Regions from separate parts of the Homo sapiens genome. Here region 1 is linked to region 2. A link is an interaction called in ENCODE POLR2A ChIA-PET data of the cell type or tissue named here. Cell type or tissue: K562. All regions are shown on one strand. Links, peaks and the distances in the headings refer to the core of each region. The heading gives the core; the rest is flanking DNA.

The links. ChIA-PET counts read pairs that join two places held together with the same protein. Peaks named below come from ENCODE experiments on the same cell type or tissue, not always from the same donor. Only the 100,000 strongest peaks of a DNase experiment are listed, where the experiment ranks them.
Region 1: POLR2A ChIA-PET joins it to region 2 with 5 read pairs; 13 of 35 experiments call an interaction of 5 or more read pairs at or near these places.

Annotation. Positions count from the first base shown.
Region 1 is chr19:10,817,373-10,826,361 of GRCh38, reverse strand. DNM2 (dynamin 2) reads right to left here. Exons shown (of 21, transcript NM_001005361.3): 16 at 6,273-6,382; 17 at 2,463-2,574; 18 at 1,141-1,305. It overlaps MIR199A1 (microRNA 199a-1), which reads left to right and starts at 8,866; the gene lies at 8,866-8,936. In K562, for the core only: a CTCF peak has its summit at 5,940 (motif pointing right); DNase peaks (open chromatin) are centred at 4,405, 5,071 and 5,961.
Region 2 is chr19:10,730,930-10,747,929 of GRCh38, reverse strand. The region is part of intron 1 of DNM2 (dynamin 2); the gene reads right to left. Among named protein-coding and RNA genes, the nearest start is that of MIR638, 21 kb to the right of the region's middle. RefSeq lists a silencer at 8,920-8,989 and enhancers at 16,858-16,907, 16,948-16,997. In K562, for the core only: a CTCF peak has its summit at 11,113; a DNase peak (open chromatin) is centred at 10,589.

The DNA.
Region 1 (8,989 bases), core at 990-8,989, 84 kb before region 2:
TATGGTTGCAACCAGGGTAAACGTGGGTTTGAATCCCACTTCCCACTTTCCTAAGGAACTTGGGGCAGGTTACTTGATCTCTCTGGCCTTGTTTTCTGTCTGTGAAATGGGGAAGATGGCCGTTCTCCCTCCTGCAGTTATTCTGATGCCAGCCTAAGTTAATTCAGAGAAGGCGCACACCTGCAGTGTTCACTCCAGTTAGTGGACTTGATGGGACTATGGACCCAGTGTGGCTCGGAAACCCTAGGGTTTCCCAAAGAGGATGGCCGTGCAGATTCTGGTGTTCAAAGGGTGGTGATTCATTCAAATTTGTTGTTGCTGTTGTTGGACACAAGGTCTTGCTCTGTCGCCCAGGCTGGAGTGCAGTGGCATGATCATAGCTCACTGCAGCCTCAACCTCCTGGGCTCAAGTGATCCTCCTGCCTCAGCCTCCCAAAGTGCTAAGACTACAAACAGGTATGGCCTAGGGTGCCTGGCCTCCTTCTCATTTTTTTTTTTTTTTTTTTTTGAGATGGAGTCTCGCTCTGTCAACCAGGCTGGAGTGCAGTGGCACGATCTTGGCTCACTGCCATCTCCATCTCCCAGGTTCAAGTAATTGTCCTGCCTCAGCTTCCCGGGTAGCTGGATTACAGGCACCCGCCACCATGCCCGGCTACTTTTTGTATTTTTCTCTCTCTCTCTCTCTCTTTTCTTGAGACGGAGTCTCACTCTGTCGCCCAGGCTGGAGTGCAGTGGTGCACTCTAGGCTTACCACAACCTCTGCCTCTTGGGTTCAAGCGATTCCCCTGCCTCAGCCTCCTGAGTAGCTGGGATTACAGGCGTGAGCTACCGTGCCCGGCTAATTTTTGTATATTTAGTAGAGATGGGGTTTCACCATGTTGGTCAGTCTAGTCTCGAACTCCTTAGCTCGTGATCCGCCCGCCTTGGCCTCGCAAAGTGCTGGGATTACAGGTGTGAGCCACCGCGCCCAGCCTAATTTTTGTATTTTTAGTAGAGATGGGGTTTCACCGTTTTGGCCAGGCTGGTCTTGAACTCCTGACCTCAAGTGATCCGCCCGCCTTGGCCTCCCAAAGTGCTGGGATTACAGGCGTGAGCCACCGCACCCAGCTACCTCCTTCTCATTTTTAGTTCTCCACTCACATTGTTGATCATGAGGTGCATGATGGTCTTTGGCATGAGGTCGCGGATGGACTTGTTGATGATGGCCACGTATGAGTCCACCAGGTTGCGAATGGTCTCCACCTGCCGCTCCAGTTGGGGGTCCATGGAGAAGGTGTTCTCCTGGGCCCCATCCTCGTTTTCTGCCTGCAAGCGGGAGGGGAGGTGCTGAGGGGTGACTGTGGCCTGGGCCAAGTCCTGGTTCTCTGGAAACCATCTGCCCTATTGTCCCACCAATAACTGACCTCAGGCTGGCCCCTGACAGCCCCACTGGCACCAGATAGGCCTGCTTGCCCTGGGCCAGAGCTGCCCAAACAATGGGGTGACCCTGGCTGATGCTGGGGTGGATCCCCTCACCTGGGCATTGGAACGTTGTTTTTTTGTTTTGTTTTTTTTTGACACAGTCTTGCTATGTCACCCAGGCTGCAGTGCAGTGGCACAAACACAGTTCACCGCAGCCTCAACCTCCCAGGGAGAGCTCAAGTGATCCTCCCACCTCAGCGCCCTGGAGTAGATGGGATTACAGGGGTGCGCCACCATGCCTGGGTATGTTTGTATTTTTTGGAGAGAAGGGTTTTGCAACATTGCCCAGGCTGTTTTCGAACTCCTGGGCCCAAAGGATCTGCCCACATTGCCTCCCAAAGTGTTGGGATTGCAGGTGTAAGCCACCACACCCAACCTTGGGACATTTTATTTTATTTTTGAGATGGAGTCTTGCTCTGTCGCCCAGGCTGGAGTGCAATGGCGTGATCTCAGCTCACTGCAACCTCTACCTCCCGGGTTTAAGCGATCTCCTGCCTAAGCCTCCTGAGTAACTGGGATTACAGGCACGTACCACCATGCCTGGCTAATTTTTGTAGTTTTAGTAGAGACGGGGTTTCACCATGTTGGCCAGGCTGGTTTCGAACCCCTGAGCTCAAATGATCTGCCCACCTCAGCCTCCCAAAGTGCTGGGATTACAGGGGCGAACCACCCACCGTGCCCGGCAAGGCATTTTAATATTGGGGCCAAGGGTGGCCATGTTCACTCTACCTCAGGATGGAAGGGGAAAAGAGAAGAGAACAAAGCAAGTGGGACCCCATCCCCTGTGTGCCCCGGTCACTGGCTTCCGTGAGGGAACTTTCTGGGCCCTGATGACAAAGTACCCCCAATTTCTCCTTTGCTTGCTCAAGTGGGCATCTGCTACATGATTTCAGAGACTCCTGGCTAACATGGCCTGAAAATGACCTGTCCTGGGGAAAGCCAGCCCTGCTTCCTCTCCCAGGTGGGGGCTCTGGGCCTGGCTGCGCAGGACGGCTCCTCACCTGGTCCTTCTCGGGGTAGACGCCAGCTCGGAGGAACGAGGCCTTCCAGCTGTCCACGTCTTCCTGGGAGTCACAGGCCAGCTCGATCTGCCGCAGGTCCTTGTAGACGTTTCTGCGGGGGGGTGGGGAAGGAGGGGCACAAGCTTGACCCTGCCATGGGTCTGGCAGACTGCCGAGAGGAATGGGCTCTAGGGGTCTTTCTGACTGATCAGGAACCCAAACCCAACCCAGGCTTCACCTGGTCATGCTGAGGGGTCACCGTGAGTGACGCCTACACAGAAGAGCGCTGTGCACAAGCTCGGCAAGTGTCTGAGTTTCTTTGTTTCTGTTGGATCAGCTGACTCTTCTCTTTTCCTGGGCCCCCAGAGGTGGGCATGTGACCCTCGACACCAACTGTGGCTGGGAAGCTCCCACTGGGGCATTTTCAGGAAAGCCCAGAGCAGCACTGTCCACCAGAACTTTATTATTATTATTATTATTTATTTTTTTTTTTTGAGACGGAGTTTCGCTTTTGTTGTCCAGGCTGGAGTGCAATGGCGCAATCTCGGCTCACCGCAACCTCCACCTTTCGGGTTCAAGCGATTCTCCTGCCTCAGCCTCCCGAGTAGCTGGGATTACAGGCATGCGCCACCACACCTGGCTAATTTTAGTATTTTTAGTAGAGATGGGGTTTCTCCATGTTGGTCAGGCTGGTCTCGAACTCCTGACCTCAGCTGATCCGCCCACCTCGGCTTCCCAAAGTTCTGAGATTACAGGTGTGAGCCACTGTGCCCGAATGTGTTTTGTTTTGTTTTTGAGACAGAGTCTTGCTCTGTCGCCCAGGCTGGAGTGCAGTGGCGCGATCTTGGCTCACTGCAAGCTCCGCCTCCCGGGTTCACACCATTCTCCTGCCTCAGCCTCCCGAGTAGCTGGGACTACAGGCACCTGCCACCACCCCAGCTAATTTTTTGCATTTTTAGTAGAGACGGGGTTTCACCGTGTTCGCCAGGATGATCTCGATCTTCTGACCTCGTGACCTACCTGCCTCGGCCTCCCAAAGTGCTGGGATTACAGGCGTGAGCCCCCGTGCCCGGCCTGTGTGTTTTTTATAAAAAAAGTTTTGGCTGGGCACAGTGGCTCACGCCTGTAATCCCAACACTTTGGGAAGCTGAGGCAGGAGGATCAACTGAGGTCAGGAGTTTGAGACCAGCCTGGCCAACATGGTGAAACCCCGTCAATACTAAAATACAAAAAATTAGCTGGGAGTGGTACTGCATGCCTGTAATCCCAGCTACTCGGGAGGCTGAGGCAGGAGAATCGCTTAAACCTGGGAGGTGGAAGTTGCAGTGAGCCAAGATTGTGCCACTGTCTCCAGCCTGGGCGACAGAGTGAGACTATGTATCAAAACAAAACAAAAAAATTTTTGTAAAGTTTAGGCATGGTGGCTCATACCTGTAATTCCTGCACTTTGGGAGGCTGAGACAGGGGGATTGCTTGAGCTCAGGAGTTGGAGACCAGCCTGAGCAACACAGCAACACCCCCATCTCTACAGAAAATACAAAAATTAGCTGGGCATGGTGGTGTGCGCCTGTAGTCCCAGCTACTCGGGAGGCCGAGGCGGGAGGATCACTTGAGCATGGGAGGTGGAGGCTACAATGAGCTGAGATCATGCCACTGCACTCCAGCCTGGGTGGGTGACAGAGGAAGACTCCATCTCAAAAAAAAAAAAAAAAGAAAAAGAAAAAGAAAAAAGAACCAGGGTCTCAAAGCTGGGAGATAAATGGAATGGATGCTAAACAGTGCTTGCAGATGGTGGTCTACAGGCCAGGCCCCGTGCCACATGCCACGCACATTTTCCTGTCCCACATCCAGGTGTGGTTAAGACAGCCAAGCTGCCCACAAAGCCTTTAAGTGAGAGTTGGGTTTGTGGTCAGCAAGTGGCTGCCCCGAACGACCTCTGGATGAGGTTGTGTGGGGAGAGGCATGCCCTTGTAGCTCCTCCTCTCCTTCCTGCTGCTGCCTGGGACATCATCACAATGGCTGGAGTCTGGGCAGCCATTTTGGACAAAGAAGTAGAAGTCGGGGTTTTGGGCCAGGTGCAGTAGCTCACACCTGTAATCCCAGCACTTTGGGAGGCCGAGGTGGGTGGATCACCTGAGGTTGGGAGTTCGAGCCCAGCCTGACCAATATGGAGAAACCCCGTCTCTACTAAAAATAAAAAATTAGCCAGGCGTGGTGGTGCATGCCTGTAATTCCAGCTACTTGGGAGGCTGAGGCAGGAGAATCGCTTGAACCCAGGAGGCAGAGGTTGCGGTGAGCTGAGATCGCACCATTGCACTCTAGCCTGGGCAACAACAGCGGAACTCCGTTTAAAAAAAAAGTCAGGATTTCATGGCAGGCCTGTCCCACCGCAGAGCTCGGCTTCTGCATATCAGGTGGAATCCTGAGGAACATGCAGGGCCTGGACCCTGATGCCTGTGGAGCTGCTCCACTTTGCCCGGGATACTAAAGTCTGGACTTAATTTACACAAAAAACTATCAACCATCTTATCTTGTTTTTGCAGCTACTACTCTGGGTTTCCTGAACCTGCTCTTAAAAGATATATCAGATAATATTGTCACCCTCCCTGTACAGGAGGCACACGGCTCAGGGACCTGGGACAGCTGCCAGGTGTCATATGGCCAGGGGCAAGCCTAGAAGAGCTATGAAGGTTTTCACGGCCAGCTGGTGGACAAATGGGTCTCGAGCTTTAGGCCAGCCAGAGCAAAGCAGGAGGGAACCAGGAGACTCAGCTGGAGTTGGTGGGTGTAGCCAAGCAGTAGGCAAGGAGGTTCTGGGGCCAGCAGGGAGGACGTCAGTGCCTGCCTACAGGTCTCAGGGTACCACCGGGCCTTTACTGACAGCTAATCCCTGACTCAGGTGGGCCCTGCTTCCTGGATGAGCGTGATTGTGTGAGCATGGGAAGAGCCCTCCTGCCAGCTGGGTTTCTTCCTGAGAGCAGTGTCTCTGCTAAAGTCTCCAGCTACGCCTCATGGGACAGATGTACTGTGAGCTTCCTGGGGCCTCCCATTCTCCAGCTTCACTCTCCTGGGAGCTCATCTGGTTTCGTTCCTTGAAATACCATCCACGCAATGGTGACTGCCCAGTTCACATCCCAGACTGGAGCTCGTTCCTGGACATCACACTCCTCGATCTACCCAGGTGCCTCCCTGATGCACCCTCTCCCTTGGCATGGCCTAAATGGAGCTCTTGGCTGTCTCCAGGCCTACCTGCCGCTGCCTTCCCCACCTCGGCCAATGGCAGCAGCTGGGCAGTGCAGGAGCTCAGGCCCACGTACTCAGGGTCACAATTGGTGCCTTTCTCTCTCATATCCATGCCCACCAGGGCTCCGCCTGACTCTTCTACCCAGAATCTGCACCCTCCTTCCCTATGGGTTCTGGCCCCATCATCGCCCACTTGGACAAGGCAGCGGCCTTTGCCCTCGTCCCCCATCTCTCACCCTCTCATACTGTTTCCCTCTCAGCCACCAGAGGGCTCCTGCAAGCACCTGAGCCAGGTCCTGGTCACCCTGTGCTCAGAACTCTCCATGGCTCCCACTGACTCGGAGCCTGCCTTCATCCTCATCTCTGCCCAGAGAGGTCATCTCTGACCCAGCACGGGAAGCATCCCTGGCATTTGCTATTTCTCACGTGACTCCCCTTTCTAAAAGCTGGGTCCCAAGGGCAGGGACTGCTGACAGCCAGGTGCTCAGTGCTCAGTGAAGGTTGTGGAGTGTGAATGAGGCCATTGGTCTTCACCCCGAGCCATCCCCAGGCCCCTGGGCCCCTCACCTCTGCTCCGTGTTGAAGATGGCGAAGACGTGCTTGTTGGACATGAAGCCCTTCTCCACATCACGGATCTTGAGGTTGTCCAGAGGCAGCATGTACTTCTTCTCTTTCTCCTGAGGGTGGAGGGAAAAGAGTCACCCTGAGCGGTCCACGTGACAACTCAGGATGCCCCAGGCCAGAGCGTGTAGCATGCGCCACCACCAGCCCCGGGGGCTTCTCAATGCTGGTCGCTGCTGTATATGAGCCCATCTGCCGGCCCTTCCCCGTCCGTCACTCTGTCCCAGCCACGCTGCCCTCCATGATGCTCCCTGAGTATCCCACCTGGGTTCCTACCCCAGGGCCTTCGGACGACCGGGCTACTGCCTGATCCTGACACTTGCATGGCTCCCTCCTGCCCTAACTCTACCCGCACCCTCCCCACCTCCATCCTCCTTTTCCCTCACACAACACGTCACGTATCCTGCGCTTGTTGACCTAGGTGCCTGACTGCCTGTGCTTATTGACCTAGGTGGCTGACTGCCACTGGACTGACTCAAGTTTCTCCAGGGCAGGGACTCCTGTTGAGTTCACTGCTGACATGTGGCTGACGGCACGCACAACACAACTGCCCCTCGCCTTGCACGAAGTGAATGGAACTTTTATCTGGGCTCCATCTTTGAAACGAGCCTAGGAGTGAGTTACCTCTGTGATGCCATTTTACAGAGGGGAAGACTGAGGCAGAGAGGAGCAGGGCTGGGATTTCAACCTTGGCCGCTTTAGGACATCTTGGGGCTGGATAGGTCCTGGGCCAGGTGCTGCAGAAGCCTTACTCCCTTTCTTTATTATTATCATTATCATTATTTTAATAGAGATGGGGTCTCGCTATGTTGCCCAGGCTGGTCTTAAACTCCTGGGTTCAAGCGAGCCTCCCAGAGTGCTGGGATTACAGGTGTGCACCACCGCACCTGCCCTATCACTTGCTTTCTAAGGTTGGCCCTGTTCAGGAAGCACCAAGTGCCAGCCACGGCTGTCCAGACTGCTAGGGAGGCAGCTCAGAGGTGGGCCCCTCGGCCAGGGGCAAGGGGCTGGCGAGTCACGGAGCTGGGGGTGGCACCCTGGAGTCCCACACTCACCCAGTGATGTGTGTGCCCACCCGCCACAGCAGCAGCTCTTGGGGACCCATGCCATGCACTGCTTGGTCTCAGTTCACGGATCCCTCCTAGCTCAGAGAGGGAAGCTGGCTGCCGAAGGCCACACGGCAGGCAGCGCAAGCCACAGCAGGACTTCAGAGGCCAGGTCTCTGTGACCCAAAGCCCAGTCCTCCCCACAGTGCCCCTGGCCCTTCTTCTCCCTGGGCCGTCTCTGGAAACTCCTCTCATGTCCCCTCACTGCGCTGCCCCAGCACAAAGCCTAACCTGGCTGCCGCCTCCAAGTTCAGGAGCAGCCACAGTGACTGTGGAGAAGGCAGCGGGGGCTCCCTGGCAAGTGGGGGCCAGCTGGGACTGTCAGGACTTTGCAAGGGGAGCCAGGATGAAGCAGTGGGCTTGGCACATGGGCTCAGCCTCAGGGCGTTAGGAGCTCAGCATGGTTGAGGTGATGCCAGCCCTGCCCTTTCCTGGCCGTGTGCCCTCGGGCAAGCCACTTCCCCGCCACCTCCCATTTCATCTCAGTTTCCTCATCTATCCAAGGAGGATGGAGGAGCTTGGTGCCCACTGCAGAGCTGGTGCCCATGAGCACCCGGGATTTTCTTTGGTTGCTCTTGTGAGCGGCTCCAGGATTAGCCTGCCAGGCTCTAGGCAAAGAAGTAGGGCAGAGCATAGGAAGAGGGGCCCGGTGGCCATGGAGGGAGCAGAGCATAGGAGAGGGGCCCGGTGGCCATGGAGGGAGCAGAGCATAGGAGAGGGGCCCGGTGGCCATGGAGGGAGGGATGCCGCTGCGGACCCAAGGGAGGGAAGGTGATGAAGAAAGCCTGCACCCGTCATCCCAGGCAAGGCTGGGTAACACAGGGCCTGGGTCCCTCCCACCTTTCGGGGAAGAGTTTTGGGGGCTTTAGAAGGGGCTAGGGGAGGGGGCTCTGCAGAAGCCCTGCCCCCGGCTCGGACGTTTGCCCAAGGGCCTTTGCTGCCCTGACCCTATCATATCACGCGGCCGGAAGCTTCCAGCCAGCAGGGCCAAGTAACTGAGTCACAGGCCATTCCAGCTAATGCCACATCTGGAACTGTTTACAGTGCGATTCCGCCGAGAAATCAGTGGCCGCCTTCCTGGTGCTGCCGGCACGCACGCGTGCGCGCGCGCGCACACACACACACACACGTGTGTGTGCGCCCCTCCTCCCCACCCCCGACCCCCAAAGAGTCAGACATTCCTCCTGAGCCCAGAAGCCACGATCCCAAACCCTGCCTCCTGCTCCGCCTCCCCCACTCTTTAGGATTTCCTGAAAACCCAGAACTTTCTCCAGATGCGAGCCGGCCCCAGCCTTGCCACGTCAGAAGGGACAGAGCGGATCGTCTCGGGAAGAGTGGTGGTTTCCTTGGCTGCTCAGAGGTGCTGAGGCACGGCCTGGCCTGGTGGCCCCAGCGTCTGCCTGGGGGGTTCTGCAGGATGGATAGCCGGCCCCGCCAACCCAGTGTTCAGACTACCTGTTCAGGAGGCTCTCAATGTGTACAGTAGTCTGCACATTGGTTAGGCTGGGCTTGGGTGAGCGGCTCGTCGAGACAGGCCCCCCAAACTCGCCGGCAGGT
Region 2 (17,000 bases), core at 6,484-14,483:
TCTTCCTGCAGCATTAACAGAGCAGGCGGGCAGCTCCCAGCAAACTGCACCCTCCCTCCCCCCGCCATAGGAAGCTGCTCCCCTTCTTTCACACATCAACCCGCTCAATGCTCAGTGCCACTCACAACTGGCATCTTCCGGGTTCCTGATGTGTTCACCCAGCTGCAGTCTGTCCCTGCCCCCACCTCAACATCCTATTAGAGTGGCAGCCTCATGGGCGCAGGGTCCCGTATCGGCCCCTTCTCTGCTCTCTCCCCAGTACCCAACACACACCCAGGCAGGAGGCAGATGACCAATGCTTGCAGAACAATGGGCCAAATCTGCCATTTTACAGATGAGGAGACTTCTCACTTCCACAATCCACTCCTGGCCTCACTCCTCCCCAACATTCCCAGCCCAGCAGCCCCTCCCTGATCAGGAATCCTGCAGCTCCCGGCTCGAGGCCCGCCCTTGGCACTCAAGCCGTGGCATCACCTGCTCCCTGGTCTCATCCAAGGGACACAACAGGCTGGGAGCAAAAGCAGGAGGTGACCTGTGGCAATTCGTGATCGTGGCTCTGGGACTCTCCAGGCCCTGGCTGGAATCCAGTATTTCCTTTCTGGACAAGATGGGCAGGTCAGGTAACCTCTTTGTGCCTCAGTTTCCCAATCTGTTATGTGGGAATGATGCCACCTGCCTCAGAGAGGAGGTGGAAGGGTTTGTGAAACTCTTACCATGATACCCAAAAGAGAACATTCGCCCCATCGAATCAAAGTAAAACTCAGGCTGAGCACAGTGGTTCGTGCCTATAATCCCAGCACCTTGGCACGCAATCTCTTGAGCCCAGGAGTTTGAAACCAGCCTGGGCAACATGATGAGACCCTGTCTCTACTACTAAAAAAAAAAAAAAAATTGGTTGAGTGCGGTGGCTCATGCCTGTAATCTCAGCACTTTGCGGGGCCGAGGCGGGCAGATCACCCGAGGTCAGGAGTTTGAGACCAGCTTGGCCAACATGGAGAAACTCCGTCTCTACTAAAAATACAAAAATTAGCCAGGCGTGGTGGTGGGCACCTGTAATCCCAGCTACTCGAGAGGCTGAGGCAGGAAAACCGCTTGAACCCAGGAGGCAGAGGTCACAGTGAGCTGAGATTGTGAGATCATGCCATTGCACTCCAGCCTGGGCAACAGAGTGAGACTGTCTCAAAAAAAAAAAAAACAAAAAACAAAAAAAAAGCCGGCACGGTTGCTCACACCTGTAATCCCGGCACTTTGGGAGACCGAGGCAGGTAGATCACCTGAGGTTGGGAGTTCGAGACCAGCCTGACCAACAGGGAGAAACCCCGTCTCTACTAAAAATACAAAATTAGCCAGGTGTGGTGCATGCCTGTAATCTCAGCTACTCGGGAGGCTGAGGTGGGAGAATCGCTTGAACCTGGGAGGCAGAGGTTACAGTCAGCCAAGATCACACCATTACACTCCTGCCTGGGCAATAAGAGTGAAACTCCATCTCAAAAAAACAAAAAGGAAAACTCGATACAATGTAAGAACATGACCCTCCTCTGCTCATAACATTTGACGGTTTGACAGTTCCCAAGTGCCCCCCATGGCCCTGTCACCTCCGTGCCCTCCTCCCCCACCACCCCCTCACTCCCTGCCTCCAGCCACATTGGTGGTCAAGAAACAGCAAAAAGGCCGGGCGTGGTAGCTCACACCTGTAATGCCAGCACTTTGGAAGGCCGAGGTGGGTGGATCACCTGAGGTCCAGAGTTCGAGAGCAGCCTGGCCAACATGGTGAAACCTTGTCTCTACTAAAAATACAGAAAAATTAGTGGGGTGTGGTGGCGTGTGCCTGTACTCCTAGCTGCTCAGGAGGCTGAGGCACGAGAATCGCTTGAACCTGGGAGGCAGAGGTTGCAGTGAGCCAAGATCATGCCACTGCACTCCAGCATAGGTCAGAGTGAGACTCCGTCTCAAAAAATGAAATAAAAAGAAACAGCAAGGAGGCCAGACATTGCTGTCGCAGGGCCTTTGCACATGCTGGCCTCCTGCTTCGAAAGACCATCTCATCTCCTCCAAGTATTTCCACAATCCTGGCTATCTCCGGTTACCAGGGACTCAACTCAGATGTCACCTCCTCAGAGAGGTCTGTCCCCTACTGATGCCCACCTCCCCTTCATGTTGCCCTGTTTTCCTTCTAAACACAGCACTGCCCACTAGTTGGTACTTTTCTGGTTTATTTGCACCTCTTTTTTCAGAGACAGGATCTCACTCTGTCATCCAGGCTGGAGTGCAGTGATGCAATCATAGCTGACTGCAGCCTCAAACTCCTGGGCTGAAGCGATCCTCCTCCCTCAGCCTCCTGAGTAGCTCGGACTACAGGCACTTGCCACCACGCCCAGCTAACTTTTTTTATTTGTGTTTTTCTGTAGTGATATGCTGCCTAGGCGATCCTCCCACCTCAGCCTCCCAAAGCCCTGGGATTTCAAGCGTGCCCAGCCTAATTGCTCATTTATCTAACAGTCCCAACTAGAATATCAACACCTTGAGGGCAGGGGTCTTAAGCGCCCTTTCCCCAGCACCCAGAAACATATTAATGCAGTGGTTTGGCAAGGACAGCCGACTCCCTGAGGGCAGTACTTTGTGGAATGAAAACCGATAATGACCTAAATGTCCACTGGCAGGGAACTGGCTAAATCAATCTTGGGAGCTAGTCCGGGGAGCAATGCAGGCTGCAGTGCCGAAGGTCAAGTGCGATGCACGGACTGGATTATGCGTGGGGGATGATGTCCTCCACTTCGGGTTTTTTTTCCGCACATCCCCATTTCCTGTGTATGGACAGCAGGCTTGAGGTCATGTGAGGTGTGCAAATGAAAAACTTGCTGTTTTATAGTCTCCAACGTGATTTGAATGTCAGGCTTTTATAACTTTTTTATAACTGTGATTGCAGGCCAGTGTTGACCTTGTAACTTTCAGCAGTACTGAGAAACCCCAAAGAAACTGGCCGGCCCAGCAGCATTTTCAAGAGTGACGGGGAAACTGCTCAAATGTGGGGTCCTGGAGCTCACAACTCCGCCCTCCTAGGGGTGTCCTCGGTGTCATCCTAACTGCTCCCCACTGCAAGGGGTGGCCTGAGTACCCCAGCCAGCCTGGTGAGTGCCAGCTGTGGGACCTTGTTAGCAAAGTCTCTCCCATCTTGCAACAGGTGTCCTGCTCTGTAAAACGGTTGTGGTGAGGACTGGAGGAGACAGTTCCAGTTGCCAGGGCAAAGTGAACGCTCACTGTGTCTGCAGCCCTTACAGGGTGGTCAGCCATGTATGGATTTCCAGCTCTGTACCACCCTGAGGGCCCAAGTGAACTAGAGGCAGGCAGCCGGGCACCACCCACAGTCTGCATTCCACAGCCAGCCTCCTGGAGCCCCTTCCTTCCAGGGGAGTAGGTAGTGACCTCCAGGCAAACACGTTCTAGTTCCCTCCACCCCGAGACTCTCCCGGGGTGATGGGGAGCCAGCCCATAAGGAAATATCCAGGCAGACTCAGTCCACAATGTCACAAGTGACAGGAACAGCCCGGACCCGTTCTTGAGGTCTTTGTCCCACCCCCACAGCGTATCTCTCGGCAGATCCTGCCTTGGATATCCAGACCCATCCCCTCCTCCTCTGTTTCGCTCTAATGTCCTGAGGCCAAGTCTCCCATCTCAGGGCAAAGCCTCCCCCAGGCTCCCTGCCCCACAGGCTTGGAAAACTGCAAGTCAGATCACACTGTGTGCCTGATTTTTAAAGAATTTTTTTTTTTTTTAGATGGAGTCTGGCTCTGTCACCCCAGCCGAAGTGTAGTGGCAGGATCTTGGCTCATTGCAACCTCCGCCTCCTGGGCTCAAGTGATTTTCCTGCCTCAGCCTCCTAAGCAGCTGGGACTACGGGCGTATGCTACCACGTCTGGCTAATTTTTGTATTTTTTTTTTTTTTCTGGAAACAGTCTCGCTCTGCTGCCCTGGCTGGAGTGCAATGGCGTGATCTTGGCTCACTGCAACCTTGCCTCCCGAGTTCAAGCAATTCTGCTGCCTCAGCCTCCCAAGTAGCTGGGACTACAGGCGCACGCCACCACACACGGCTAATTTTTTTTTTTTTTTTTTTTTTTTTTTTGAGACAGAGTCTCGCTTTGTCACCCAGGCTGGAGTGCAGTGGCGCAATCTCGGCTCACTGCAAGCTCCGCCTCCCGGGTTCATGCCATCCTCCTGCCTCAGCCTCCTGAGTAGCTGGGACTACAAGCACCCGCCACCACACCCGGCTAATTTTTTGTATTTTTAGTAGAGACGGAGTTTTACCATATTAGCCAGGATGGTCTCGATCTCCTGACCTTGTGATCCACCTGCCTCCGCCTCCCAAAGTGCTGGGATTACAGGTGTGAGCCACCACACCCAGCCACACCTGGCTAATTTTTGTATTTTTAGTAGAGACGGGGTTTTGCAAGGCTGGTCTCGAACTCATGACCTCAGATGATCCGCCTGCCTCAGCCTCCCAAAGATCTGGGATTACAGGTGTGAGCCACCATGCCTGGCCGCATGATGTTTTTTCTCACCCGAGCACCTGTGCTTCCTTCCCACCCCTCAGGCCCCCAGCTAGAGCATCAGCTCCACAGGACAGGGATCTCGTCTGTCTTGTTCACTGCCCTGCCTCCAGCACACTATCTGGCACACAGCAGGTGTTCAGCAAATGCTAGCTGCACGGCAAAAGAAGCTGGCATCACGGCCGGGCGTGGTGGCTCACACCTGTAATCCTAGTATTTTGGGAGGCCATGGCAGGCGGAACACCTGAGCTCAGGAGTTCAAGACCAGCCTGGGCAACATGATGAAACCTCGCCTCTACAAAAAATTAGCCGGGCGTGGTGGCACACGCCTGTGGTCCCAGCTACTTGAGAGGCTGAGGTGGGAGGATCACTTGAGCCCAGGAGGTTGAGGCTGCAGTCAGCGGAGACTGAGCCACTGCACCACAACCTGCATGACAGAGGGAGACTCTGTCTCAAAAAAAAAAAAAAAAAAGAAAGAAAAACAAGCTAGCATCTCCAGGGCACTGCACAAAGCTCCAGGCACACAGGGCCTTCTTCCACCTTCACAGGGCTCTGGCCAACCCTGTTTTGCAGATGGGGAAACCAAGGATAGAGAGATTAAGTCATCCGGTCTATTGGCACACAGCTAAGAGCAGCCCTCCTGACCAATGAGGCACCAATCCAACCTGCGTCTAATCTCCATCTGCCAGGCACCATCCCGGTCACCACACAGCACTTCCAGGGGCACACAAGGAAAGGAAACCTTGGACTCCAGAGACAGGAAGGCCAGGCTCAGCTTCCTCATGGGGACAACTGAGCAAGATCATTGGGTGAAGACTCTGCAGCCTGGCAGCTCAGCCACAGCCTCACGGCAGGAACTGAATGAAGGCTGCCACTTCCCCAGCCCTCAGTTTCTCTATGAAATTGGGATAACAGCACCTACACTATGGGGTTGTCAGCAGGACAAACCCAGGGTCTAGCACGCATAAGGCCCTATTCCACAGGACTAGTTCACTAGTTCATGAGGGTGACGGGGGTGGGAGTGAAGGATGTCAATGCCTGGCACCACAACAGGCACAGACCCTTCTTCTTGGCACCCCAGCAAAGAGCCTTGGCACAGCCTTTCCTGGTGGGCCTGGCAACATCACTCTAAATCCACTTCTGATGCAACATGGCACTCCCTTGCAGGGTATCCACCCTGAGCATAGCAGACACACAAGCCTGCGGACCCCCAAGTCTCTGGCAGGAGGGGAAAAACTAGAAATAACCTAAAAATTCAAGGGGGAGAGTGATCAGTGTTAGTGGGAGTAGGCTCGACCCAGGAATACTTGCAGCTATAAAAAAGCACAGGACTCTCTCATGATGCTGCAATCAAGCAAAAACAAAGAAAGAAAAAAAGAAAGAAGGAAAAGAAAGAAGGGTAGAGGAAAAAGAAAAGAACAAGAACAAAAAGGAAGGAAGGAAGGAAAGAAGGGAGGGAGGGAAAGAGGAAGGTAAAGAGGAAGGTAAAGAGGAAGGGAGGGAGGAAGGAAAAAGCACAGAACAAAAGAAATATTGGCCAGGCGTGGTGGCTCACGCCTGTAATCCCAGCACTTTGGGAGGCAGAGGCGGGTGGATCACAAGGTCAGGAGATAGAGACCATCCTGGCTAACACGGTGAAACCCCGTCTCTACTAAAAATACAAAAAAAATTAGCCGGGCATGGTGGCGGACACCTGTACTCCCAGCTACTTGGGAGGCTGAGGCAGGAGAATGGCGTGAACCCGGGAGGCGGAGCTTGCAGTGAGCCAAGATCGCGCCACTGCACTCCAGCCTGGGCGACAGAGCAAGACTCTGTCTCAAAAAAAAAAAAAAAAGAAAGAAATATTGGCCAATTTGGGGCTGAGCACAGTGGCTCATGCCTGTAATCTCAGCACTTTGGGAGGCCAAGATGAGAGGATCACTTGAGCCCAAGAGTTCAAGGCCAGCCTGGTCAATATAGCAAGACCCTACCTCTAGAAAAAATACAAAAATTAGTCGGGTGTGGCACACGCCTGTGGTCCCAGCTACTCGGGAGGCAGAGGTGGGAGGATCATGTGAGCCCAGGAGACAGAAGCTACAGTGAGCTATGATCATGCCACCACGTTTCCAGCCTGGGAGACAGAGCAAGACCGTGTCTCCAAAAAGAAAAGAAAAAAGAAAGAAAGAAAGTTGGAGACTTCAATACCCCACTTTCAATCATGGATGGATATCAGCATTGGTATCAGGCAAGAAAAATAATAATAATGGATGGAACAACCAAATAAAAGATAACAAGGAAATAGAAAATACGAAACCAATAAGACCTGACAGATGTGTACAGAACACTCCACCCAAGAGTAAAATACACATTCTTATCATGTGCATATGGAACATTCTCCAGGACACACCGTATTCGAGGCCAAGCCATAAAACATGACTCAATAATTTTAAAGAGATTGAAATCATACAAAGTAGTTCCTCCAACCACAGTGAAATGAAGTTAGAAATGAACACAAGAAAGATGTTTTTCAGAAATTCTCAAATATATAGAAATGAACATACTGCTAAATAACCTATGTATCAAAGAAGAAATCATAAGAGAAATGAGAAGATATGCTGAGATAAATGAAAATGAAAACACAACATATCAAAACTTATGGATGCAGCTAAAGCAGGTTTACAGGGAAATTCATAGATGTAAGCAACTGTATTTAAAAAGAAGGAAGATTTTGGCCGGGCGCGGTGGCTTACGCCTGTAATCCCCACACTTTTAAGAGGCCGAGGTGGGTGGATCACCTGAGGTCAGGAGTTTGAGACCAGCCTCACCAACATGGTGAAACCCCGTCTCCACCAAAAATACAAAAATTAGCCAGGCATGGTGGTGGGTGCCTGTAGTCCCAGCTACTCAGGAGGCTGAGGCACGAGGATGGCGTGAACCTGGGAGGCGGAGCTTGCAGTGAGCCAAGATCGTGCCACTGCACTCCAGCCTGGGCGACAGAGCGAGACTCCGTCTCAAAAAAAAAAAACAAAAAAAAGAGAAAGATTTCAAATACTTTCAGATTTCAATAATCTTCCACTTCAAGAACCTCAGAAAAGGAGGGTAAACCAAATCCAAAGAGAAAAGAAGGAAATAATTAGAGAAGAAATAAAGAGACTAAAAAAATGGAGAGAGAAGTTAACACCACCACAATTTGCTCTTTGAATAGATCAACCAAACTGACAAACCTTTAGCTAGATTAACCAAGAGAAAAAGAGATAAGACTCAAATTACAAAAATCAGAAATAAAGAGGAGACATCACTACCAACCTTTCAGAAATAAAAAAGATGATAAGGGAATACTATTCTAACAAATTAAATACACCCTAGATGAAATGGACAAATTCCTAGAAAGACCCAAATTACTGAAACTGACTCAAGAAGACACAGAAAAACTCAATAGATGTACAAGAAATTTAATTAGTATTCAAAAAACGTCCCACAAAGAAAAGTCCAGGCCCAGGTGGCTTCATTGGTGAATTCTTTTTTTTTTTTTTTTTTTTTTTTTTGAGAGAGAGAGAGAGTCTTGCTCTGTTGCCCAGGCTAGAGTGCAGTGGAGTGATCTCGGCTCACTGCAACCTTGCCCCCCAGGTTCAAGAGATTCTCGTGCCTCAGCCACCCAGAGTAGCTGGAATTACAGGCATGTGCCACTACACCCAGCTAATTTTTGTATTTTTAGTAGAGAAGGGGTTTCACCATGTTGGGCAGGCTGGTCTCATCAATTCCTGCCCTCAAGTGATCTGCCCGCCTCAGCCTCCCAAATGCTGGGATTACAGGCGTGCGCCACTGCACCCAACCAGCATGGATGAATCTTGAAAACATGATGCTAAATAAACAAAGCCACACACAAAAGGCCATATACTGTAAGATTCCATTTATAGGAAATATCCAAAATTGGCAAATTCACAGACAGAAAGGACATTAGTGGCTTCCAGGTGCTGGGGGAGGGAGGAACTGCTTCATATGTATGGGTTTAGGGGAAATGAAAGTGCTACAAAATCAGATAGTGGTGCTGGTTACACAACTGTGAATATACTAAAATCCACTGAATAGTATATTTCAAAAGGATTAGGTATTATGGTATGTGAATTATATTTCAATAAAAATATTTCAGGAAAATAAAACAGTACAGGAGTTCCCCATGTCCCCATAGAAGAACAAGGGAACACGTCCTTCTTTTATTTATTTATTTATTTTTGAGACGGAGTCTCGCTCTGTCGCCCAGGCTGGAGTGCAGTGGCGTGATCTCGGCTCACTGCAAGCTCCTCCTCCAGGATTCAAGCCATTCTCCTGCCTCAGCCTCCTGAGTAGCTGGGACTACAGTACAGGCGCCCGCTACCACGCCCCGCTAATCTTTTGTATTTTTAGTAGAGACGGGGTTTCACCGTGTTAGCCAGGATGGTCTCAATCTCCTGACCTCGTGATCCGCCCACCTCGGCCTCCCAAAGTGCTGGGATTACAGGCGTGAGTCACTGAGCCCAGCCTTTTTTTTTTTTTTTTGCGATGGAGTTTTGCTCTTGTTGCCCAGGCTGGAGTGCAACGGTGCGATCTCAGCTCACAGCAACCTCTGCCTCCTGGGTTCAGGCACTTCTCCTGCCTTAGCCTCCCAAGTAGCTGGGATTACAGGCACCCACCACCACGCCCAGCTAACTAACTTTTTTTTGTATTTTTCATAGAGATGGGGTTTTGCCATGTTGGCCAGGATGGTCTTCAACTCCTGACCTCAAGTGATCCACCCGCCTCAACCTCCCAAAGTGCTGGGATCACAGGCGTGAGCCACCACACCAGGCCAGGTCCTTCTTAAAGAGTAACAACCGCTGGGATCCCCAGGAAGGGCCTGGCCTCCAACTGTGGCCAGTCCTCATCCCACCCTCCTGTAGCCCTCCCTCCCCTGTTTTTTTTGTTTTGTCTGTTTTTGTTGACATGAGGTCTCACTATATTGCCCAGGCTGGTATCAAACTCCTGGGCTCAAGCAATCCTCCCACCTCAGCCTCCCAAAGTGCTGGGTCTATGGGCGTGAGCCACCATGCCCTGCCACCTCGTGCCCTTTGATACTGATCTCAATGAAAGTCTCCACTTCCTTTTTATTTATTTATTTATTTATTTATTTTTTGAGATGGAGTCTCGCTCTTTCACCCAAGCTGGAGTACAGCGGCGTGATCTTGGCTCACTGCAACCTCCACCTCCCAGCCTCAGATGATCTGCCCACCTCGGCCTTCCAAAGTGCTGGGATTACAAGCATGAGCCACCACGTCCGGCCTACTTCCTTCTGTTGTGAGACTAATGCTTGTCTCCTCTGCCAGGCCTAACTCCTCTTGGTGGCAACCAGGCCTGTTTGACTCCAGAAGGGTGGCAGTTCAGGTCAGAGCCTGGCACAGAGCAGGCTCAGCAGACATTGCTGAGTGGGTCTTGCTCAGTGATTGACAAGTACATCAATGAGTGCATCCCGAGAGGGAGATGGGTGCCCCGATTACCTATCGCATGCCAGGCACCATGCAAGGGACTGCGCTACAGCCAGGGGCACCGCCCTACCATGGGGCATTCCCCTTCTAGTGGGGGGAGACAGAAAGAGAAATCAAACAAATAGGCCGGGTGCGGTGGCTCATGCCTGTAATCACAGCACTTTGGGAGGCCAAGGCTGGCAGATCACCTGAAGTCAGCAGTTCGAGATCAGCCTGGCCAACATAGTGAAACCTCGTCTCTACTAAAAATACAAAAATATACGGGCATGTTGACGTGCGCCTGTAATCCCAGCTACTTGGGAGGCTGAGGCAGGAGAATCGCTTGAACCCGGGAAGCAGAGGTTGCAGTGAGCCAAGATCGCCACTCCACTCCAGCCTGGGAGTCAGAGCAAGACTCCACCCCAAAAAAAGAAAACAAGAAACCAAACGCATAGGTGGAACAATGACAGGAATGACAAGTGGTTCCAAGAAAAATTAAGCAGGGGAAGGGGACAGAGAGAACAGGGTGGGGCGTTTGAGCAGAGTGGCCAGGGGGAGAGCCTTTTGAGAAGGAGGCTTTTAAGCAGAGGCCTTAGAATGCTGATGAAATGAGCCACAGGGTTATCTGGGGGAAGGGCAGTGCAGGCAGTGGAAGCAGCATGTGAAAAAGCCATGAGGTAGGACAGCGCCTCACCTGCATGAGAACATCATGGAGCCTCAGGGACGACTTCATTTTTACCCTGAGGGAACTGAGGGCCAGGGAGGATTCCAAGTAGAGGAAGGATATAGGGTCTCCCTCTGTCTCCCCGGCTGGAGTGCACTGACAGGATCACAGCTCACTTCAGCCTCAAATTCCTGGGTTCAAGCAATCCTCCCACCTCAGCCTCCTGAGTAGCTGGGACTGTAAGTATGCGCTGCCATGCCTGGCTAATTTTTAAATGTTTTGTAGAGATGGGGGTCTCGTTATGTTGCCCAGGCTGGTCTCGTACTCCTGGGCTCAAGAGATCCTTCCACCTCGGCCTCCCAAAGTGCTGGGATTACAGCGTAAGCCACGGCGCCCAGCTAGGAAGGATATTCTTAACAGGCTCCCTCTGTCCACTGCAGGGAGAACAGCCTGGGGGTGAGGACAAGGTTAAAGGTGCAAGACTGAGGAGGCAGAAACTGTACTGGTCCTGGGGAAGTAGTGACAGTGGATGGAATAATACACAGTTATAAAAACCAGTACCAGCTGGGCACAGTGGTTCACGCCTGTAATCCCAACACTATTGGCACACCAGCCTGGGTGCCAGAGAGAGACTTTGTCTAAACAAACAAACAAACAAACAAAAAACTAATACCGTGGCTTTCCACGTACTAATACACAATGATCTTTTCTATGAAATCAACAAGCTGATTCTAAAATATATATGTGGAGGCAAAGGAACTAGACTAGACAAAACAATTTTGAGAAACAAGAAAAAAGAGGACTCACATGGCCTGATTTCAAGTCTTACTATAAAGCTACAGCAATATAGAAATGAGTGGGCGTGGTGGCTCACGCCCATAATGCCAGCACTGTGGAAGGCTGAGGCAGGAGCATCACCAGCCCAGTAGTTTGAAACCAGCCTAGGCAACATTGTGAGACCCCATCTCTATTTTTTTCTTTTTTTCTTTTTTTTTTTTTTTGAGACAGAGTCTCACTCTGTTGCCCAGGCTGGAGTGCAATAGCGCGATCTTGGCTCACTGCAACCTCCACCTCCCGTGTTCAAGTGATTCTCCTGCCTCAGTCTCCCAATTAGCTGGGATTACAGGCACCCACCACCACGCCCAGCTAATTTTTTTGTATTTTTAGTAGAGACGGAGTTTCACCATGTTGGCCAGGCCAGTTTCAAACTCCTGACCTCAAGTGATCCACCTGCCTCCAAAGTGTTAGGATTACAGGCGTCAGCCACTGTGCCCAGCCCCCATCTCTATCTAAAAAGAGAAGAAAGATATGTGGTTTTGGAGAAAGGACAGAGCCATACATCAACGTCACAGAACAGACAGTTCAGGTTGGACCCACACAAATATGGCCAACTAATTCCAGACAAAAGCAACTTTAGGGAGAAAGGATGGTCTTTTCAATAGTGCCAGAAAAGGCCGGGCACAGTGGTTAATGCCTGTAATCCCAGCACTTTGGGAGCCAGAGGCAAGAGGATTATTACATGAGTCTAGGAGTTTGAGACTAGCCTGAGCAACACAGCGAGACCCCATCTCTTGAAAAAAAAAAATTAGCCGGGCGTGGTGGTGGGCGCCTGTAGTCTCAGCTGCTCAAGCGGCTGAGGCAGGAGAATCGCTTGAATCCGGGAGGCGGAGGTCGCAGTGAGCCAATATCACACCATTGCACTCCAGCCTAGATGACAGAGCGAGACTCTCCAAAAATAAAATAAAAATAAAATTTTCCATGATCCCAAAGGATAGAGTATGAAAAGAAGAAAACTAGTAACTTTCCAGTGGGGAAACCTAGCAAGCCTACCTCAGCCAAGAGATCAAGGTCAGCATCATCAGTTATCACTGTCAATAATTTATCAGTCTTGTTGGTATCCTATACTCCTGATAAGATTCACAGAAGATGGCTGGACGAGGTGGCTTACGCCTGTAATCCCAGCACTCTGGGAGGCAGAGGCGGGCAGATCATGAGGTCAGGAGATCGAGACCATCCTGGCTAACACGGTGAAACCCCGTCTAAAAAAAAATACAAAAATTAGCCGGGCATGGTGGCAGCCTGTAATCCCAGCTACTCGGGAGGCTGAGGCAGGAGAATGGCGTGAACCCAGGAGGCAGAGCTTGCAGTGAGCTGAGATCGCGCCGCTGCACTCCAGCCTGGGCGACAGAGCAAGACTCCATCTCAAAAAAACAAAAACAAAAAACAAACAAACAAAAAAAGATTCACAGAAGAGAGGGGCACCTCACCAATGGCCTTCTTCCCCAAAACTCACACCCCAGGCTCACCATGAAGAATTCCAGATAAGCCCTAATTGAGGGACATTCCATGACTTACCAAGGTTATAAAAAACAAGGAAGGGCTGAGTTGCTTCCCAGACCAGAAAAAGGCTTAAGGAGATCCGACAACTAGATGCAATGTCCAGTCCTAAGACAGGAAAAGGGGTGATTTTGTTTGAAAAATAAAATTTCTCAGTATGTATACTTCCAGACAGCAAGACCCCCATCTCGATAAAAAAAAAAAATTTTTTTTTAAATTAGTCTCATATGGGAAAAATTGAAGAAATCTGTACATTCTGGCTTTGGCTTTTTTTTTTTTTTTTTTTTTTTGAGACAGGGTCTGGCTCTGTTGCCCGGGCTGGTGTGCAATGGTGCAATCATCACTCACTGCAGCCTCAACCTCCAGGGCTCAAGTGATCCTCCTGTCTCAGCCTCCAGAGGAGCTGGGACTCCAGGTGAGCACCACCAGGCCAAGCTAATTTTTTTTTTTTTCTACACACGAGGTCTCACTATATTGCCCAGGCTGGTCTAAAACTCCTGGGCTCAAGCAATCTAGCCTCCCAAAGTGCTGGGATTACAGGTGTGAGCCACTGTACCTGGCCTCCCTTCCTTTTTTTTTTTTTTTTGAGACAGAGTCCCCCTCTGTTGCCCAAGCTGGAGTGCAGTGGCTTGATCTCAGCTCATGGCAACCTTGGCCTCTCAGGTTCAAGCAATTCTCCTACCTCAGCCTCCCGAGTGGCTGGGACTACAGGTGTATACCACCACACTCAATTTTTTGTAGAGACAGGGTTTTGATATGTTGTCTAGGCTGGTCTCAAACTCCTGGCCTCAAGTGATCCACCCACCTTGGCCTCCCAAAGTGCTGAGATTACAGTGTGAGCCACAACATCCCGCCAGGCCTCACTTAATAGTAGTATACCAAGGTTAATTTCATTCATTCATTTTTTTTTTTTTATTTTTTGAGATGGAGTCTCCTTTTGTTGTCCAGGCTGAAGTACAGTGGCGCGATCTCGGCTCACTGCAGCCTCCGCTTCCCAGGTTTAAGCAATTCTCCTGCCTCAGCCTCCCAAATAGCTGGGACTACAGGCACATGTCCCCACACCTGGCTAATTTTTTGTATTTTTAGTAGAGATGGGGTTTCGCTATGTTGGCCAGGCTGGTCTTGAACTCCTGACCTCAGGTGATCCACCTGCCTCTGCCTCCCAAAGTGCTGGGATTACAGGCGTGAGCCACCATGTCCGGCCTCATTCATTTATTTTTAGAGAAGAGGTTATGTTGCCAAAGCTGGGCTTTAACTCCTAGACTCAAGCAATCCTCCCGCCTCAGCCTCCTGAGTAGCTAGGTTAATTTCTTGGTTGTAAGAAATATAAAATTAGAGGACACTGGTGAAGGATGTACAGGAGCTCTCTGTGTTATCTTTGTACTTTCTGTAAATTTGAAGCTTATTTATTTTCTCTAAATCTAAAATTATTTCTAGGCAGGGCGTTGTGGCTCATGCTTACAATCCCAGCACTTTGGGAGGCTGAGGCAGGCAGATTACCTGAGCTCAGGAGTTCAAGACCAGCCTGGGCAACATGGAGAAACCCTGTCTCTACCGAAAATAAAAAAAAAATGCCGGCCATTGTGGTGCGCGCCTGTGGTCCCAGCTAGTTGGGAGGCTGTGGTGGGAGAATGGTTTGAGCCCGAGAGGGGGAGGTTGCAGTAAGCCGACATCATGCCACTGCACTCCAACCTGGGTGAAAGAGTGGGACCCTGTCTCCAAAAAAAAAAAAAAAAACCACACCAGCCCAGGCGCGGTGGCTCACACTGGTAATCCCAGCACTTTGGGAGGCCGAGGAGGGTGGATCACCTGAGGTCGGGAGTTCAAGACTAGCCTGGCCAACATGGTGAAACCCCATCTCTACTAAAACTACAAAAATTAGCTGGGCATGGTGACAGGTGTCTGTAATCCCAGCTACTCGGGAGGCTGAGGCAGGAGAATCGCTTGAACCTGGGAGGCGGAGCTTGCAGTGAGCCGAGATCGCGCCATTGCACTCCAGCCTGGGGAACAAGAGCGAGACTTTGTCTCAAAAGAAAAAAAAAACAGAAAACAAAAGCCAAACATTCTTGGAGGCACTAAATATAGCAGGGACCTGGTGCAAGACAGTCACATTCTGTTGAGACTTTGGACTGTGGAGCGGGAGCGTTTGTTACTAGACTTATAGGCTCACTGGTTGGATGAGTCGGGGGTAGTCACACCTAGAAATATATATATATATATAAAAAATCTGGCAAGAGCCACAGACTGCTAGAGGTCGTTCCCATGCAAAGGACACCCAGCCTTACTCTGTGCACTTCCGGACAGGGTGAATTGTTTTTCCTTTTTTTTTGAGACGGAGTCTCGCTCTATCACCCAGGCGGGAGTGCAGTGGCGCGATCTCGGCTCACTGCAAGCTCCGCCTCCTGGGTTCACACCATTCTCTTGCCTCAGCCTCCCGAGTAGCTGGGACTACAGGCGCTCGCCACCACGCCCAGCTAATTCTTTGTATTTTTAGTAGAGGTGGGGTTTCACCGTGTTAGTCAGGATGGTCTCAATCTCCTGACCTCGTGATCCGCCCGCCTCGGCCTCCCAAAGTGCTGGGATTACAGGCATGAGCCACCGCCCGGCCTGTTTTTTTTTTTTTTTTTTTCTCCACAACGAGTAAACAGTTGAATAACTCCTTTAACAGAAAAGAGTTTAAGGGCGCGGTGGCTCATGCCTGTAATCCCAGCACTCTGGGAGGCTGAAGCAGGCGGATAACCTGAGGTCAGGAGTTCAAGACCAGTCTGGCCATGGTGAAACCCAGTCTCTACTAAAAATACAAAAAATTAGCCGGGTGTGATGGTGCACGCCTGTAATCACAGCTACTCGGGAGGCTGAGGCAGAAGAATCGCTTGAACCTGGGAGGCGGAGGTTGCAGCGAGCCGAGATTGCACCATTGCACTCCAGCCTGGGCAACAACAGCGAAACTCCGTCTCAAAAAAAAAAAAAAAAAATCAAGCCTGTGCATCAATTTTCACCCAGTGCTGGGAGCACATTCCAGGTGGGGCCTCCCCACCTCAGAAAGCAGCCTGACCTGAGCTTCCCAGCAACCTGTCCAGGCCACCAGGGCAGGCACCACAGAAGCCGGGCTTCCGTCTGACTGGCTTCCGCCCAGACAACGGGGAACTCAGTGTTGCAAGACAGAGAGATACATCAACCCAAACCACAGGAAGCCTTCGTCAAGCTGAGCCAGTGGCTCGTGGCCTCTCTCAGTCACTGTCCCCTGATGTTGATGTAGAAAAGAACAACCTGGGGGCCGGGCACGGCGGCTCACGCCTGTAATCCCAGAGCCTTGGGAGGCCGAGGCGGGTGGATCACCTGAGGCCAGGAGTTCGAGACCAGCCTGGCCAACATGGCAAAACCCCATCTCTACTAAAAATACAAAAAATTAGCCAGGCGTGGTGGTGCACACCTGTAATCCCAGCTACTCAGGAGGCTGAGGCAGGAGAATCACTTGAACCCAGGAGGTGGAGGTTGCAGTGAGCTGAGATCATGCATTGCACTCCAGCCCGGGCGACACTGTGAGACTCTGCCTCAAAAAAAAAAAAAAAAAGAAGGAAAAGAAAAGAACAACCTGGAAAGGCAGTGTCCTGGTGGCTGCAGGATCCTGGCTGCGCGGCCAGCTGGTAGGCCTCCCGGGGGTGGAGGCTGTGACCCTCTAGAAGGACCCTGTGTATCCATACAAAAGACAGAAGTCTCATGGCCAGGACAGCTGTGTCCCTCCCTGATCCGCCCTGGGGGCTTTCCCCAGGGCTGGCCTGGTCGTGCCAGGGCGTATCACCCAGCAGGCAGGGTCACCCTGGCTGGGGCTGCTCCTGCCCGCTTGACTGGCCCGCCAGGATCGCAGCCCTGAGAAGCTCTCATCACCGCGAAAGTGTGTCACAGGGCAGGCTCCAAGTAGCCTGCTCCTCCTTCACCTGGGCATGGAGGTGTCACCAGGGCCTGGGACAGCTCTGCTGGCCTCTTGTCTACCGCCCC